Regions from separate parts of the Mus musculus genome. Here region 2 is linked to region 1. The links are chromatin loops, found by intact Hi-C in ENCODE. Cell type or tissue: gastrocnemius. All regions are shown on one strand. Each heading gives the region's core, and the rest is flanking DNA. Links, peaks and the distances in the headings are about the cores only.

Region 1 (7,938 bases), core at 1,696-6,695:
TTCTAGCTATTATAAGTAAGGCTGCTATGAACATAGTGGAGCATGTGTCTTTGTTATATATTGGAACATATTTTGGGTATATGCCCAGGAGTGGTAGAGCTGGGTCTTCAGGTAGAATTATTTCTAATTTTCTGAAGAACTGCCAGATTGATTTCCAAAGTGATTTTACCAGCTTGCAGTCCCACTAGCATTGGAGGAGTGTTCCTCTTTCTCCACATCCTTGCCAGCATCTGTTGATCTTAGCCATTCTGATTGGTATGAGGTGTAATCTTAGGGTCATTTTGATTTGCATTTTCCTGATGACTAAGAATGTTCAACATTTCTTTAAGTGCTTCTCAGCCATTCAAGATTCTTCAGTTGAGAATTCTGTGTTTAGCTCTGTATCCCATTTTTAATATGGATATTTGGTTCTCTGGAGTCTAACTTCTTGACTTCTTTGTTATATTTTGGATGTTAGCTATCTATGACTCAATGGAGATAACTTTAGCCAAAATACCCAAAAAATTGGAGATAGAGCCTGTAGAGCCCACCTCCAGCAAATAGGCACAGCCCCCAGTTGAGGGATGGGGCCACCCACCCATCTCAAAATTGGTCACTCAGAAATGTTCCTGTACAAAGGAAAGACAGGGACAAGAAATGGAACAGAGACTAAAGGGAAGGCCATCCAGAGACCTCCCCACCTAGGGGTCCATCCCATCTGTAAACACCAAACCCAACACTATTTGTTGATGCCAAGAAGTACTTCCTGACTGGAGCCTGTAATGGCTGTTCCCTGAGAGGTTTTACTAGTACCTGATCAATACAGATGCAGATACCCACAGCCACCACTGGACTGAGCCTGGGGACCCCAATGGAAGAGCTAGGGGAAGGATTGAAGGAGCTGAAGGGAATTGCAACTCCATAGGAAGAACAATATCAACTAACTGGACCACCTAGAGAGTCCAGAGACTAAACCACCAAACAAAGAGTATACGTGGAGGCATCCATAACTCCAGATACATTTGTAGCAGAGGATAACCTTATATGACATTAATGGGAGGGGGGCCCTTGGTCCTGTGGAGGCTTGATGCCCCAGCATAGGGGGATGCTAGAGAGGTGAGGCAGGAGTGGATGAGTGGGTGGAAGAGCACCCTTACAGAGGCAAAAGAAAGGGAGTAAGGGTAGATGGGATGGGGGATTTGTGGAGGGGTAACCAGGAAGGAGGATACCATTTAAAATGTAAATGAATAAAAGGATCAATAAAAAATAAAATAAAAAAGAGTCTCTTCATTTTATAGCATGAAAAGTCATTAATTCTTAATTTTGCAAAGTTCTTTTTTTTCTTAAAAAGAAACAACTTGACTGTTCACAACCACGTTCATAAGCATCTCTGCTTTACCTTAACCATGCCTGAAATTATTACATAGATTCCTTCTGGCTCATCACCTTCTTCAAATATGTTATTTCCACAGTCAAATGTTACAACTTTTGCTTTTTCCTAAAAAGAAAAAAAGAAAAAAGAAATTTGGGATGTTGATTTATACTTTAAGAGAGCTTTTATACATTTAAATTAAATACTCAATAATATCTAAGAGATTGTGTTGGTTGCAATTTTGTGAGAGGAAGGATTATAAATGCATGCAGGGGAATTTGGAGATCCACAAATATAATTTTTGTATCCAAATCTCATACATGTATGAAGAAAAATAATCTAGAAATAAGAACGGAGTGAGAGAATGAAAATGATTCATCTAGGTGAAAAGTTTCAGGTAGACAGGATGAATGGCGTGTCCATATCTCGGGCACTCTAAAATCTAAGTATATAACAACCCATTCTGAATACTTAAGGGGAAGATTAAGCTTGGTACTGAACAAGCACCAAAAAGAAAACCATTAAAACATGCTATTGATTTACTCATTCTGCAAGCAATCAATGAGAATGGTGGGGTAGGTATTCAAAGGATGAACGAAGCCAGACCTGGTAGCTCATGTTTGTAATCTGACACGTGGGAAGCTGAGGCAAGATAGTGAGACTGAGAAGCCAGTTTGCAATACATAGCAATGACAATAAAAACAAAAGGGAAAGAAAGAAAAAGGAAAGACGAATGAGCTAAACAGTGGGGGCAGAGATGTAAAATTACTTGCAGTATAATATACATAATTGAACAGCACACATGCATATTGGAAACAATAGTAACACATTTCTTATTTCACACCAAAGACAACACGATGGTATTCTGGTGAGAAATTAGCCCAAGTACCTACATCTCTGACTATGTCTGGTAGTTTGCAGAAGTGCAACAAGTAAGCATAGATTGAAAAGGGTCTAGGACCAGTGGGCATTTCCAAGAAATCACAGAGAATCCACAGATTAATGGGCTTGGAAGAGAGTTTAGTGTGAGTGGCACCACCAATAGTTCAGCATAAACAAAATAAAGGGCATATGGCAGGTGGGAAACAGAAGCTGAAGGTGAAGAGGCAGGTGGGAGGCATCTTGTCCCAGGGCTGTGGGTTGTACTCAAAGAGATGTTGATCATAGCCTATAGATAGCAAGGGACAACTACAGAGTTTTAACTAGCAAGTATCATGATCAAATCCTTACTGTTTTCATGATTATTTGGTAGTGCGTTAAAGTCATTATCAGGAGGTAGAAATTTTTACCTGAATAAAGGTTATGGCTTCAGGATCTTCACTAAGCCATGGGATATTGCACGGGGCTTCTTCAACATTAAATGGCTGGATAACAGACTGCAGATCAAGCACCTGGATCTTTTTGGCCATGATTAACTAGAAGCACAATATGTAAGAAAGAAGGTGAACAAAACTGTGTATACAGAATGAAGACAAGAAAAAGGAGGAGGAGGAGAAGGAAGAAGAAGGAGGGAGGGAGGAAGGAAGGAGGAGGAGGAGGAGGAAGAAGGAAGAAGGAAGAGGAAGAGGAAGAGGGAAGAAGAAGAAGAAGAAGAAGAAGAAGAAGAAGAAGAAGAAGAAGAAGAAGAAGAAGAAGAGGAGGAGGAGGAGGAGGAGGAGGAGGAGGAGGAGGAGGAGGAGGAGAACAACAACAACAACAACAACAAACAACAACAACAATGACAACAACAACAAGAAGAAAGAGGAGAAGGAGGAAGAGGAAGAGGTGGAGGAGGAGGAGCAAGAAGAGCAGCAGCAGCAGCAGCAGCAGCAGCAGCATCTTCTTTACTGTACTGTGTTAGTTAGCCCTCTGCTGTGAAGGGCATTGCAGACCCAAGCCACAGCATGTAACAGTTTCTTTTTCTGGATTGTGGTGCTTTGAGTGAGAAATGTTCCCTAGAGGCTCACATGTTTGAAGACTTGGTCCTCAGTTGGTGACATTATTTGGGGATGGTTTGAGAGGTCTGGCCCTGCTGGATGAAGAATATCGCTAGAAGTCAGATTAGAGTTTCTAGCCTGGCCCACATCAATTTGCTTTCTCTGCTTTATGTTTGAGGTTGAGGATGCGATCCGTCTGCTTCTTCTACCTACTGCCTGTAAGGCCAGCTCTAGGAGATCCAGTCCTCAAGACCACTCCCTCTCAACTTCTTGACTTCCTCTTTAACTATTATCACATACATACATACATACATACATACATACATACATACATACATACATACACACACACACACACACACACACGCACACACCTACAAATGTGCAAACATCCGCATTTATATTCTTTATCGTCTGGTCTTCTAGTCCATTTGGGCATAGGATACCCTCTCAGGCATGTATTTTCAAAGTTGAGTTTCTTATTTGCCATCTATGATAGCTGAACTGGTTTGCCTTAACTCTCTAATATTTAAATTTAGTTTCTCATACCTTGATATAGCATTAATTATGTTTTTTTTCATTTTTATGACCTGATAAGCAAATACATCATTACTGGTTTTGATTTTCTTAGTTCTGTTTTTCTTTCTTTATTTTATGATAGGGTCTCATGTAGTCTGGCCTAGCCGCTAATCCACAAGTTCCTAAAGAATACCTTGAACTCCTGGTCCTCCTGCCTCTGCTTCTAAAGAGCTTCCATTATAGGCATGCCCTACTGCAATCAGCTTCTTTTCTTTTAATATGTGTAATTAAGATATTTATAGTACAAGTATCGAATTCAGGGTTTTATTTATGGTAGGCAAGAACTGTAACACTGTACTTCAGCCCTAGCTTTCTCAGGTTCTAGTTCAGTAAGATTTATTTTTAATTCTAATTACATGCTTGTGTGTTTATGTACGTGTGTGGGGAGTGTATGTATGTGTGCGTATTGGTGTATGTATGTATATGTGTGTGTCAGGGGATGTATGTGTGTGTGTATGTGTGTATGGGAGGTGTATGTATGTGTCTGTATTGATGTATTTGTGTGTTTATGTGTGTGTATTGATGTATGGGCATATATATATTATATAGCCTGTTCACAGAGGCTAGAAGAGGATGTGAGACCTCCTGTTGCTGGAGTTACAGGCTGTGGTGAGTTGCACAGGTACTGGGAACTGAACTTGGGTCCTCTACAAGAGCAATATGTGCTGATAAAAAGATGAACCATCCTCCTGGTAGGTCTGGGACTCCACCCTCTCAGAGGAGAAGGGGAGAGGGACTTATGTGTGTGTGTGTGTGTGTGTGAGAGAGAGAGAGAGAGAGAGAGAGAGAGAGAGAGAGAGAGAGAGAGGAGGCAGCAATCAAGCTGTAAAGTAAATAAATAAATTAATCAATGGAAAAAATGTCCCAGGGTATGAAAAAATAAGTTCAAATTAAGAGAGAAAGAGAGAGAAACATGAAGCTATCTCTCCAAACCATAGTTTCTATTTCATTTTCTTTTCTTTTTCCTTTTTTGCCTTCCTCTTTCTTTCCTTCCTTTCTTTATTTTTTCTTTCTTTTCCTTCCTTCCTTCCTTCCTTCCTTCCTTCCTTCCTTCCTTCCTTCCTTCCTTCCTTCCTTCCTTCCTTCCTTCCTTCCTTCTTCTTCCTCCTCCTGCTTCTTATTTTTTGAGTTGAAGTCTCACTACATAGCCCTGGCAGGCCTCATAATGTGTATTCATTGATTAGTAGGGACGTTAAGTATCGCTTTAAAATAGCCACTGAAACGTATCCCTTTTATATTGGTACCTGTTTCAGATCTACTCTTCTTGCTTTCTGTAGGAGCCTCTGCCCTTTCTAATCATTTATGGGAACACTTTGTGTGGGAGTAGCTGTTTCTGAAAACACCTCTCACGTCCACAAACTGAGCTTCTGCTGGACCCTGCCTTTAAGTTAGTACTATACCATGCGGCCATGTGAGCCATGTGCTCAGTCTGTACTGAGAAGTCAGCCTGTATGAGCTTATCCTGCCTTCTAGAAAACCATGGGATCAACCTTAAAATGACTTGGCTTTTCCATGAAAAACTGATTCATTTTACAACCTAAGCTAAACATAAGCTTCACTTTTAGTTATATACTCATCCATGCGCCTGACATAAAATAACTTAGGTACATTATAGTAGTCACTTGGTAAAAGCAGTCAATATATTGAAAGCAACCTTAAAGAAAACAAGTGTCCACCATATGTTGGAAGCAGCATGTGGCTATAGCTTGATAACTGCTGTTTGTGGCTTTGGAGTGTATTCTGGTCACTAGGGCTCAGAAGGTAAATTTTCCCTCACAAACTCTGATCAAAAAAAAAATGATTAAGAGATGCCTCGTTCCGGTTTTTTGTTTTTGTTTTTGTACATTTCGACCAATACGTATAGAAAAAGCTCTATTAGGGACAAGATAACACAGATGAGATGAAAGACACAGGGAAAGAAGTGGAGAATTCAAATTTCAGCTCCCTCCTGGTCTAAGCTACTAAGTGACTCATTTCTTTGGCGGTAGTGCTGACACATTCTGGAAATTATTTCCATCATTATTTAGTGGGTAATTTCAGTTACAAATGTTATCTTCCATTTTGTGCCTTGTCTGCTATATTATTCACTCATAATTCATTTCAATGTGTGAAGTTCTACAGTTGATGTGGTATGATCTATGTAAATTAAACAAAAACACGGACTTTGCAATGAGTAGTTTAGCAAGGTTTTTCCTCATAAAGAGTAAAAAATTTCTATAAATAGCATTATAGTGATTTTAGAGTTTCAGAGTTATTTTCATGTAAGTCTTGGGCCTGTTGCTGGACTCAAATATGTTCTACACATTCCTTTCCCCCATTTTTCCTGTAATTTTGCAATATTTTATTATTGTAGCATGGCTCAACATCTAGAGTAATAGACAACCCCTCAAAATTTCCAAAATTTCCTTGTGCTAAGGTGTAAGTTTACATAGGGTAAGTTTGCTGTGTTAGCTGTTTTTGAACACTGTGCTGCGGTGACATTAACTGACCACATCTGTACTGTGCAGTCCTCGCCATTGGCCAGAGCCCTTCATTTTGCAACGTTCTATGTAAATTGCAGAGTGCTTGTGACTGGGTTATTTCCCTCAGCATAGAATCTTCCATGTTCATCCACCCATGTCCTGCATTTCTTCCTTCATTAAGACTGAGGATATTCGACTCTATACATATAGTACATTCTCTATCATCATTCACCTGTCTATGTGGCAGATACTGTGAATAATGTTTCTATGAATACAGATATAGAACCCTATTAAAGACTCGGCTCTTTTCTACCTTTGAGTGTATATCAAAGAACTGCTAGACAAAATGGCAACACAAATGTGTTGTGAGAGCTTCACTACTCTTTCCCACAGAGGCGGTACGAGTTTATATTCCCACCAATGGTGCACAGGGATTCCATTTTCTCTGTTTGCTGACTGACACGTATTTTCTGCTTCTCTGAGTCTGTGTGACAGGGAGACGTGGTGTCATTTCTGCTCATTTCTGTTTGTCTCATTTGTTTACATTTTTATTTCACTGGGCATTAATAACAGTAGGCAAATTTCTACATGTTTATTGGGCCATTTAGAAGTCTTTCTTGGGGTGGCAATGTATTTTCAGATCAATTTTCATTTTAAAAATCAGGTTTGACTAGCTTCGGAAAATTTCTCTATGTATCAATATCTTAAATGTTTACACTGAAAATGTTCCCTCTCAGTCTGTGGATAAGTTTTTTAGTATATGATAATTTAATGAACACTTTAAAGTGTTCTTTCTGTCTTTCCTTCTCTCTATTTCTATGTGTGCTTTAGGCATTAATTTCAATAAGTCAGCCTAAGTAGTGATGGACTTTTCGCCCTATGTTTTCTTCTTTAATTTTATGGTTTTAGATTTTATTTTTAGGCCATATATTTTGATTTATTTTATCTGCCTGGTTTTAGGAAAAGGTTCGACTTCCTTATTTTCTGAAAATAGCCTGTGGTTTGATCATGTTAGTTCTAGCCTTTCTGATCCTCTCTGCCTTTCGTTTGGAGAACTTAATATAAATTTCAGGTAAATTTCTATAAATATTTGTCTTTAAAATCTTATATCTACACCTTACTTTCTTCCAACTCCCCACAAGATTTGCTTCTGCCATTCTGACGTGTTTCGTTTTTTCCTATTTGTTTTTTTAACACACTGATAATTCTTTTGGTCCTCCATTACTATGCTGCTTTGCTCTGTCTAGTTTTACTTTTATGGTGAAGCACTTGGGTTCTTCTTTGGATGCTATTTGTGAACGTCCTGAGGAGTGTGTTTAACATCTCGAAGATCCGACAGCCTAGTGTGAGTTTGCACATGCTTCATGCTCACAAAGCACAAAGGAGTGAAACTTCTAATATCCTGGTCTCATCCTTTCAGTGACTTATGTCACAAATCTACACACTTACTCTAAGAACGAGCCATCTCACCTTGTTAATCTCAGTGCCTTCCACCTTGTGTATAATTCCTTTGGACCTGAAAGCCTTGACAATTTCTCTGGCCATATTGAGCATGACATTAATCTCCTCCTTGGTTTTCATAGTGACAGCGATTTCCGGATGGTCATACTCTAAGTAGCCTGAAGAACAG
Region 2 (7,938 bases), core at 1,176-6,175, 380 kb after region 1:
TGGAAGTCATATTTTATCCTTATTTTAGTTTTTGAATTAAGACAAGAAAGAAGGAAGGAAGGAAGGAAGGAAGGAAGGAAGGAAGGAAGGAAGGAAGGAAGGAAGGAAGGAAGGGTGGGTGGAAGGAGGGGCAAACAAACAAAAATACCAATTGTATATGTCATATATATGATATATATATATATCATATATATATAAGATTCATCATATAAAGGTAGAAGAGGGACACTAAGTACATAAGACTGGCCATATTTTTAATATAGGAGAGAGGAAGGAAGAAAGAAAGAGAGTGTCAGAGACTATCCCGTGAGAAAGTGAGCCCTTCACAATCTCCCTAACAGACCAAATGGCCTTGTACTAAGAGCTGGTTATCACCCCCTTCCTCCTTATTCCCTTCCTAACACCTAAGGCTGTAAAATTTGAATAATAGTCCCCTCTTCCCTATCTCTTCCTGAGTTCCCATGACATCCAAGGACATGAGTTATGCCTGAGCCCAGCTTGATACCCAAGGCTGTGAAGGAGGATCAATGTTCAGGAGATAAGATGCAAAGTACCCGCTGCTTGGCGCCTGACTTCGGCCCCCATGTCAGCAGATGCCCACTTCTTTGTTCTTTGTATAATTCTCCCTCGACCCCTCCCCTATTCCCCGCGATGTATGCTTTAAAAAGAAGGCACATCAGCATAATAAACGAGACCTCGATAGGTGCCCTTCCTGGTCTCCTATTCCTCTTTTTCTTCCTCCCATTTCCTTCCAGGTTTGCGGTCTCCCTCGCACCCACGAATGACTGAATCCCGCCGGACGGGATAAGAGAGAAACAGAAGGGGACTCTTGCTGGTGGGATTGCAAACTGGTACAACCACTCTGGAGATCAAGATGGAGGTTCCTCAGAAAATTGGAAATAGATCTACCTGAAAACCCAGCTATACCATTCTTGGTCATATACCCAAAATATATGGGTATATTACCCCACCATGCCACAGGGGCACATGTTCCACTATGCTCATAGTGGCTTTATTTGGGACCCATCTCAAAAGTTGGAAACAACCCAGATGTTCTACCATGGAATAATGGATACAATAAATGTGGTTCGTTTACACAATGGAATACTACTCAGCTATTAAGAACAATGACATCATGAGTTTTGCAGGCAAATAAATGGAACTAGAAAATATCATCCTGTCTGATGTAACTCAAAAGGATATGCATGGTATGTACTCACTAATGAGTGGATATTAGCTAGAAAAGTACAAAATACCCAGGATACAATCCACAGAACACAAAAAGTTTAACAAGCAGAAGGGCCCAGGTGAGGATGCCTCAATCCCACTTGAGGGGGAGAAGAAAGCAGAGGGCAGATGGAAGGAGCAACCTGGGTAAGAGAGGGGACAGGGAGGGGAAAGGGGGAACATGATCAGGTACTGCGGGGGGTGGGGGGAGAACAGGAGTGAAGCCCTGAGGGCCAGCAGAATGAGTGGAAATATGCAACCACAGGAGGTGGGAACCCACTAGATATACCAGAGACTTGGAAGGTGAGAGACTTTTGGGACTCAAAGGAAAGGACCTTAGATGAAGTGCTCTACAGTGGGGAGAGGGAACTTGCAGAGTCCACCTCCAGTAGAAAAGATAGGACATCAAGTGGAGGGATAGGGTTGTCATTGCACAGTAAACAAACAAACAAACAAACAAAAAAAACCAAAACAAAACCTCTGACTCAGAATTGTTCCTGTCAAAAAGAACTGCAGGGACAAAAATGGAGAAGAGCCTGTGTCCTGCCCAAATTGGGACCCATCTCAAGGAGAGGCTGAAGGCCTGACACTATTACTGATGCTATGGTATACTTACAGACAGGAGCCTAGCATAGCTGCCCTCTCAGAGGGCCAACAAGCAGCTGATTGAGACAGATGCAAATATTCACACCCAACCAGTGGACAGAAGTCGGGGACCCCTGTGGTTGAATTAGGGAAAGGCTGGAAGAAGTTGAGAATGAGAGAGACCCCAAAAGAAGACCAATAGTCTCAACTAACCTGGACCCCCAAGATCTCCCAGACACTGAGCCACCAACCAGGCGGCATATAGTAATTGGTCCCAGGCCCCAACACATATACAGTAGAGGACTGTCTGGTCTGGCCTCAGTTGAGAGAAGACACACCTAACCCTTGAGAGACTTGAGGCTCCAGGGACTGGGGAGGCCTGGCAGGGTGTGGGGGTAGGTATATAAATATAAATAAGTTAAAAAATAAATAAATTTTTTAAAAGAATAAAGTATGGAATAATTCCTTTATAAAAAACCTGAAAGCATGTCCAAAATACATGTTTATAAATAGATTTTTAAAAAAAAGACATGGACGGTCCACAATAATTTAGCATAAAAAAAACACTTCGAATTAGGTAGTAGTTTAAAAAAGAAAAAGAATAGCTTAATTCAGAAGTAAACTCCAAACAAGAACACAAGTGTGAAATGGCATAAAGATTATATTATAACAAATGAAAATGAAAGATAAAACAATTCTATAAGCCCAAAAGAAGAAAACAATAGAAAGGATTCATTATTGTGACTATCCATTGGATAGTCCAATGCAGAAAAACAATGTGGAACAAATACTTTTTAAAATTATTTCCTAATAGAAGAGTTCTCCCTGCCAGCTAGATGTCATAGTACCCAAAGGTGCTATGCACTCTATTGGGAGAAAAAAAGGCATGGGCCGTGTTATTCAAGCGTGAACCTTAAGAAATATGATTCCAGCTTACTTGACAAGATGTGCTCACTTGTATAACTGTAGTGACCAACTGCTCTCTGATTAAATTTGAAGCTTATTCTACAATACTGAATCTATACCTACACTATAAGTACAGTGCAATGTGGTCATAGACCCCAGTGAGGAAAGGTAGTTTTATGATTTAAATTTTAAATGATTTATTTAACCTCTTCTTCTGTAGGTATTATACCCACAGATAATTATCTACTCTCAGCTTTAATCAGAGAAGACTCTCTTTTTCAGTGAATTTCAGTAAATAGAGACTCATGATTATAAAAGGTGTCAGGAATAAGTGACAGTTAAGTGTTTTGTCCTAAATAAGACATTTATATCATCCCCTCTAAGGGTCAGGGAAGTGAGCAGAAAGAATGTAAAAGTAGCAACATAGAAAAAGAGCTGTGAAATGCCATGTTCTGGGCAATCCACAGACATTAGAATCATGAATTTTCAACTGCAGATCAATGCCCTGAGTGTACCAAGAGAAAGGACCCATCAACAAGGGATGGGTGGAGGAGGGATTCCGTGAGTCCTGTGTTTCACTGCTAAACTATTTCCCACTGCTGGGTTCAGGGAAAGAGAAAATTATTGTCTTTACCTGTATAACCAGTGGTGACTCCATCAGGCCCCAATGGATAGTCACAGTCAAAACTCTATAGCTCAATAGCAGCATCATTTCCATGGAACCAGGAGACAGGGATGGAGAAGAGAGAAAGGAACACTGTTCTGCCCATGCCAGAGTCTCCAGATGCTACAGCTGGAGATGCAACTAAGGCAGCCAGACCAGCCTGGACATCCAACAAGAGACTCCCTCAGAGACTGTACTACATGAATCAGTGCTTTACAGCCCATATGCAGAAAAGAATCATTTCTGCCTTCCCAATTTATTATGTTCAATATTTGTGTAAAAAAATCAATATTGGTTGACAGAAAAAAGATCAAGTTTTTAGATTACTATAAAGTTTTCTGCAAACTTACTTTTTTTTAAAAAGAAGCTTTTTAGTTTATTTGTCCTCTCAGAAATCTGCATGTCACAGCAAAACATCAAATCACTGCAGACCTACTCCTTTGGCTTTTTGCCAGCACCAACATTGGCCTTCGCCGTGCCCCTGACCTTCTTCATTCTGTTCTTTCGTTCCTTTCGCTGTTCTCGGGAGGTCTTTTTCTTCTCATAATGGCCATGTCTTGCGAGTCTGTGTTTAGGCTCATTCTTCTTTGCATAATCCAAAGAATCATAGATCACGCCAAAGCCAGTGGTCTTGCCACCACTTAAGTGGGTTCTGAATCCAAATACAAAGATGACATCTGGTGTGGTTTTGAACATTTTGGCCAGCTTTTTCCGAATTTCTGTCTTTGGTACTGTTGCCTTCCCAGGATGAAGGACATCAATGACCATCTGTTTCCTCTGAAGCAGACGGTTGGTCATGAACTTCCTGGTCCGGATGGTTACTGTGTCATTCATGATGGCTATGGCACCGGAGCTGGAGAGGAGGAAAAAAAATGCAAACTCACTTTTAATTCCTATGTTTTAATTTAAGTTTATAAAAATAAACACAAATACACTTCAGTGGCGGAGAGTGGCAGTGGATTGATGGTGGCTTGGTCATTTATTATGTCAATGATACAATCAACCCTATGACTTTCTCTGGATTTAAGTTCCATTGTTCACAAATAAAAATTAGACATACCCTAAAACTTTCTGCATTGCAGGTGCTTCCAACTTTGTAAGCCTGGTTAAATTATCATTCCGCCCATGTCCTCTTCTGCTAGAGAAGAATTTTCTTCTTGGAGTTTTTGAGTTCTTTGTCTCCAATACTTGCAGTATAAGGCTACAGATTGAGGTCAGAAGTTTACTCGGGCCTTGAAGGGGCCATATTTTCTGGAAAAGCATCTAAGCTAACCTGTAATCACACAGGAAACCAGCAACAAGCATTACCTTGAACCACAGATCCCCAACTTACATAACAGGATCTGTGACTCATTCTAGATGCCCAGGTGCCAACATCTTGAACAACTCTGTCGGTGTTTCTACCATCCTCCACACACTCGAGGGGCCAGTGGTTATTTATAGTAGTTTTCCTTATGCATACCTAATGTCAAGCATTTGAACTGTTTCTCAAAAAAGTGGATGAATGAATGAGAACAATTCATTTACTTCAAGAGCCTTTATGTCTAGCTTGACCTCAGTAAGGTTTTCTTTACCTTTGTCTCTCTGGCTCCTATTGGAACCACCCTGACCCCTCTGCCTGTAGGGAAAGAAAGAACTGTTAAAAAGAAGTGATAGGTTTCAGAGTTTTAAATATTTGAGTTCGGATTCAAGCTTTCTCTGTTTTTTTTTTAATTAGGTATTTATTTCATTTACATTTCCAATGCTATCCCAAAAGTCCCCCACATGCTCCCCCACCCACTCCCCCACCCTCCCACTCCCACTTCTTGGCACTGGTGTTCCCCTGTACTGAGGCAGATAAAGTTTGCACGACCAATTGGCCTCTCTTTCCACTGATGGCCAACTAGGCCATCTTCTGATACATATGCAGCTAGAGACACGAGCTCCGGGGGGTACTGGTTAGTTCATATTGTTGTTCCACCTATAGGGTTCCAGATCTCTTTAGCTCCTTGGTTACTTTCTCTAGCTCTTCCATTGGGAGCCCTGTGATCCATCCAATAGCTGACTGTGAGCATCCACTTCTGTGTTTGCTAGGCCCCAGCATAGTCTCACAAGAGACAGCTATATCTGGGTCCTTTCAGCAAAATCTTGCTAGTGTATGCAATGGTGTCAGCGTTTGGAAGCTGATTATGGGATGGATCCCTGGATATGGCAGTCTCTAGATGGTCCATCCTTTCATCTCAGTTCCAAACTTTGTCTCTGGGTGAGTTTGTCTCCAAACTCCTTCCATGGGTGTTTTGTTCCCAATTCTAAGAAGGGTAATCAGAATATGTTAGACTTTAATTCAACTGCAACCTTTAAACCATAGTGGCTATGTATATATATGTGTGTGTGTATCTATATCTATATTTATATCTATATGTAAAATATGGCGCCTCAACATCTGTAAATGACGCCACAGCAAAGCTTACATGGAGTTTATTTTACTTTTATGTGTCTATGTCCACATGTCGGTCTATGCACATGAGTGCAGCTGCATTGGAGGACTGAGGCATCAGATTCCATGGAGCTGGAGTAACAGGCTGTTGTGAAGCACCTGAGATGGGCGCTCAGAACCATCCTCTCTGCAAGAGCAGCAGGCACTCTTGTCCACTGAAAACTCTCTCCAGCCCTAAGACTTACATATTAAATGCTCATTTTAGAAAAGAAGAAAAGTCAGAACTAATGAGATATGTTCAGAGTAAACATTTAAGCAAAAAGAGAAAAGCCCAAAGTAGTAGAAGAAAATGATAAAAGAAAAACAAAACAAAACAAAACAAAACAAAAAAACCAAAAACGAAACAATCAAAAAGAAAACCAAAGGTATAAAAGCCAGAAGTTCAATCTGTTGCAAAGATTAATAAAACTGATTCATCAGGCACCAAGAGGATTAGAGAGTACAGAACAAGAAATGAAAAGGAATGTGTGCCCACAGCTCCCACATATTAAAATGATAATAAGGTATAGTGAATAATAGCCTTATGCAAACATATATAACATCTTTTGAATAAGCCTATAGATAGAGATTAAATATGTAACAAATATCTTCCTGGAAAAAAAAATTCCCAGAAACATAGCTGTAAAAGGTACTTTACAAGATATCAGCAAAGCAAACACTGGATGAAAAAAACTGAATAACACACTGTAAACAAACAGGGTATATCCCAGAAACATCAAAGCAGTCTAACAGTCAAAACTCAATATACTTAGTAAAATATTTTTAAAGTAAAAAACACCTTTTTCAATCGGTAAAAAAAACATGTGGCAGAATTCATTAATTCAGGAAAAAAAACTCATCAAGTTTTAATGAGAAGAGACCTTTTTCAGTGTAAAGAAGGTTGTTGGCAAGAACTGAGTCTGAAAATATGATATTTGCTCTGCTTATAAGTTAATAATTAGTCTATCACACTTCACAGATGCTGGCAGAAGACATAAGCCTCATGAGGCAACGGTAAGGACAGTTGTTTTGTAGGAAAAGCGGTGTTAATTATATTTTCCTGTTAGAGTTCCAAGCCCCAGTTATCACAAGGTAACACAAGAGCCAGGAATATTCGCATGCCAGGTAGTTTACACTACAGCATTCTGAACTAAGGGAACTCGATCTTCTTAAGATAAACAATAGCTGAACATGCCCGCTCTGCCCAGAGGGTGAGACATTGTCTTTACTATTTGGGATAATAAACAAAACATCCTTACTTTTCAGATGCTGTATCTGCCATGGCCTTTCACTCTTTAAGAGTCCTTGAAAAGGAGAGTCCACAGCAAAGAGTGATTTATGCTTGTGTGCACAAGATACAGTAACATGAAACCTCACAGAAAACGGTCTCCTGGCTGGTAATGAAATAAAGAATGCTCTTAACATAAAATCTGAAGAAAATGATGTAGTTATATAATTTCAACTCAGCATTTGTCTTCCCCAATGTTTTAGTTGATCAGTTACTTCTCTGCTTTTGTAATGAGACAGATTGACCAAGGAAACTTATATAAGAATTTAACAATCATAATTCAAAATATTGCAGGAATCAGTTAAATAGTTCTAGAACTATTTAGAAAGACAAACTAAAAATTATCAAAGTAAGTAGATGTCCTTAAAAATGAATTATTCTGCTACCAATCTTGAGGTCAAGAAGCCAGGTTTGCCTCCATCCTCAGTAAGTCAATTAGCACAGTCAAATTTATTAGTAAAAGCAAAAAAAAAAAAAAAAAAAAAAAAAAAAAAAAAGGAGATGCATTCAATGTGGCCACACTGGGAAGAGGAACAAGAAATACAGTGATATCCCCTGCTGCCCCCCACAAGTCTATCTTCTGCATTCTGAAGTGAAAGCCAAAGGCAAGCCTAACCAAGAAGTCCTGGTTCAGCGCGGTCCTGTCCACCATTGACATGTTTTGGTCAATGACTGTGTCATGTGTAAGGTAGTCTAACAATGCCAAATCTGTTTCTGCATGCCTTCCAACAGGCAGGCACTTTAGGCTTTTTTTTTTTTCCTCTTCCCAGCATGAGATCCCTGGGAAAATTCCAATTTCTTGGGGTGTATCCT

The links. A loop is a pair of places that touch in the nucleus more often than their neighbours do. Peaks named below come from ENCODE experiments on the same cell type or tissue, not always from the same donor. Only the 100,000 strongest peaks of a DNase experiment are listed, where the experiment ranks them.
Region 2: it touches region 1 in a loop (7-fold over the local background); 3 of 42 quality-filtered maps call a loop at or near these places.

What each region holds. Positions count from the first base shown.
Region 1 is chr16:45,584,330-45,592,267 of GRCm38, reverse strand. Slc9c1 (solute carrier family 9, subfamily C (Na+-transporting carboxylic acid decarboxylase), member 1) reads right to left here. Exons shown (of 28, transcript NM_198106.4): 20 at 7,779-7,927; 21 at 2,641-2,766; 22 at 1,379-1,477. Among named protein-coding and RNA genes, the nearest start is that of Gcsam, 22 kb to the left of the region's middle. In gastrocnemius, for the core only: no CTCF peak of the experiment used is centred there; no DNase peak of the experiment used is centred there.
Region 2 is chr16:45,201,378-45,209,315 of GRCm38, reverse strand. No RefSeq gene overlaps it. Among named protein-coding and RNA genes, the nearest start is that of Btla, 19 kb to the left of the region's middle. In gastrocnemius, for the core only: no CTCF peak of the experiment used is centred there; a DNase peak (open chromatin) is centred at 3,879.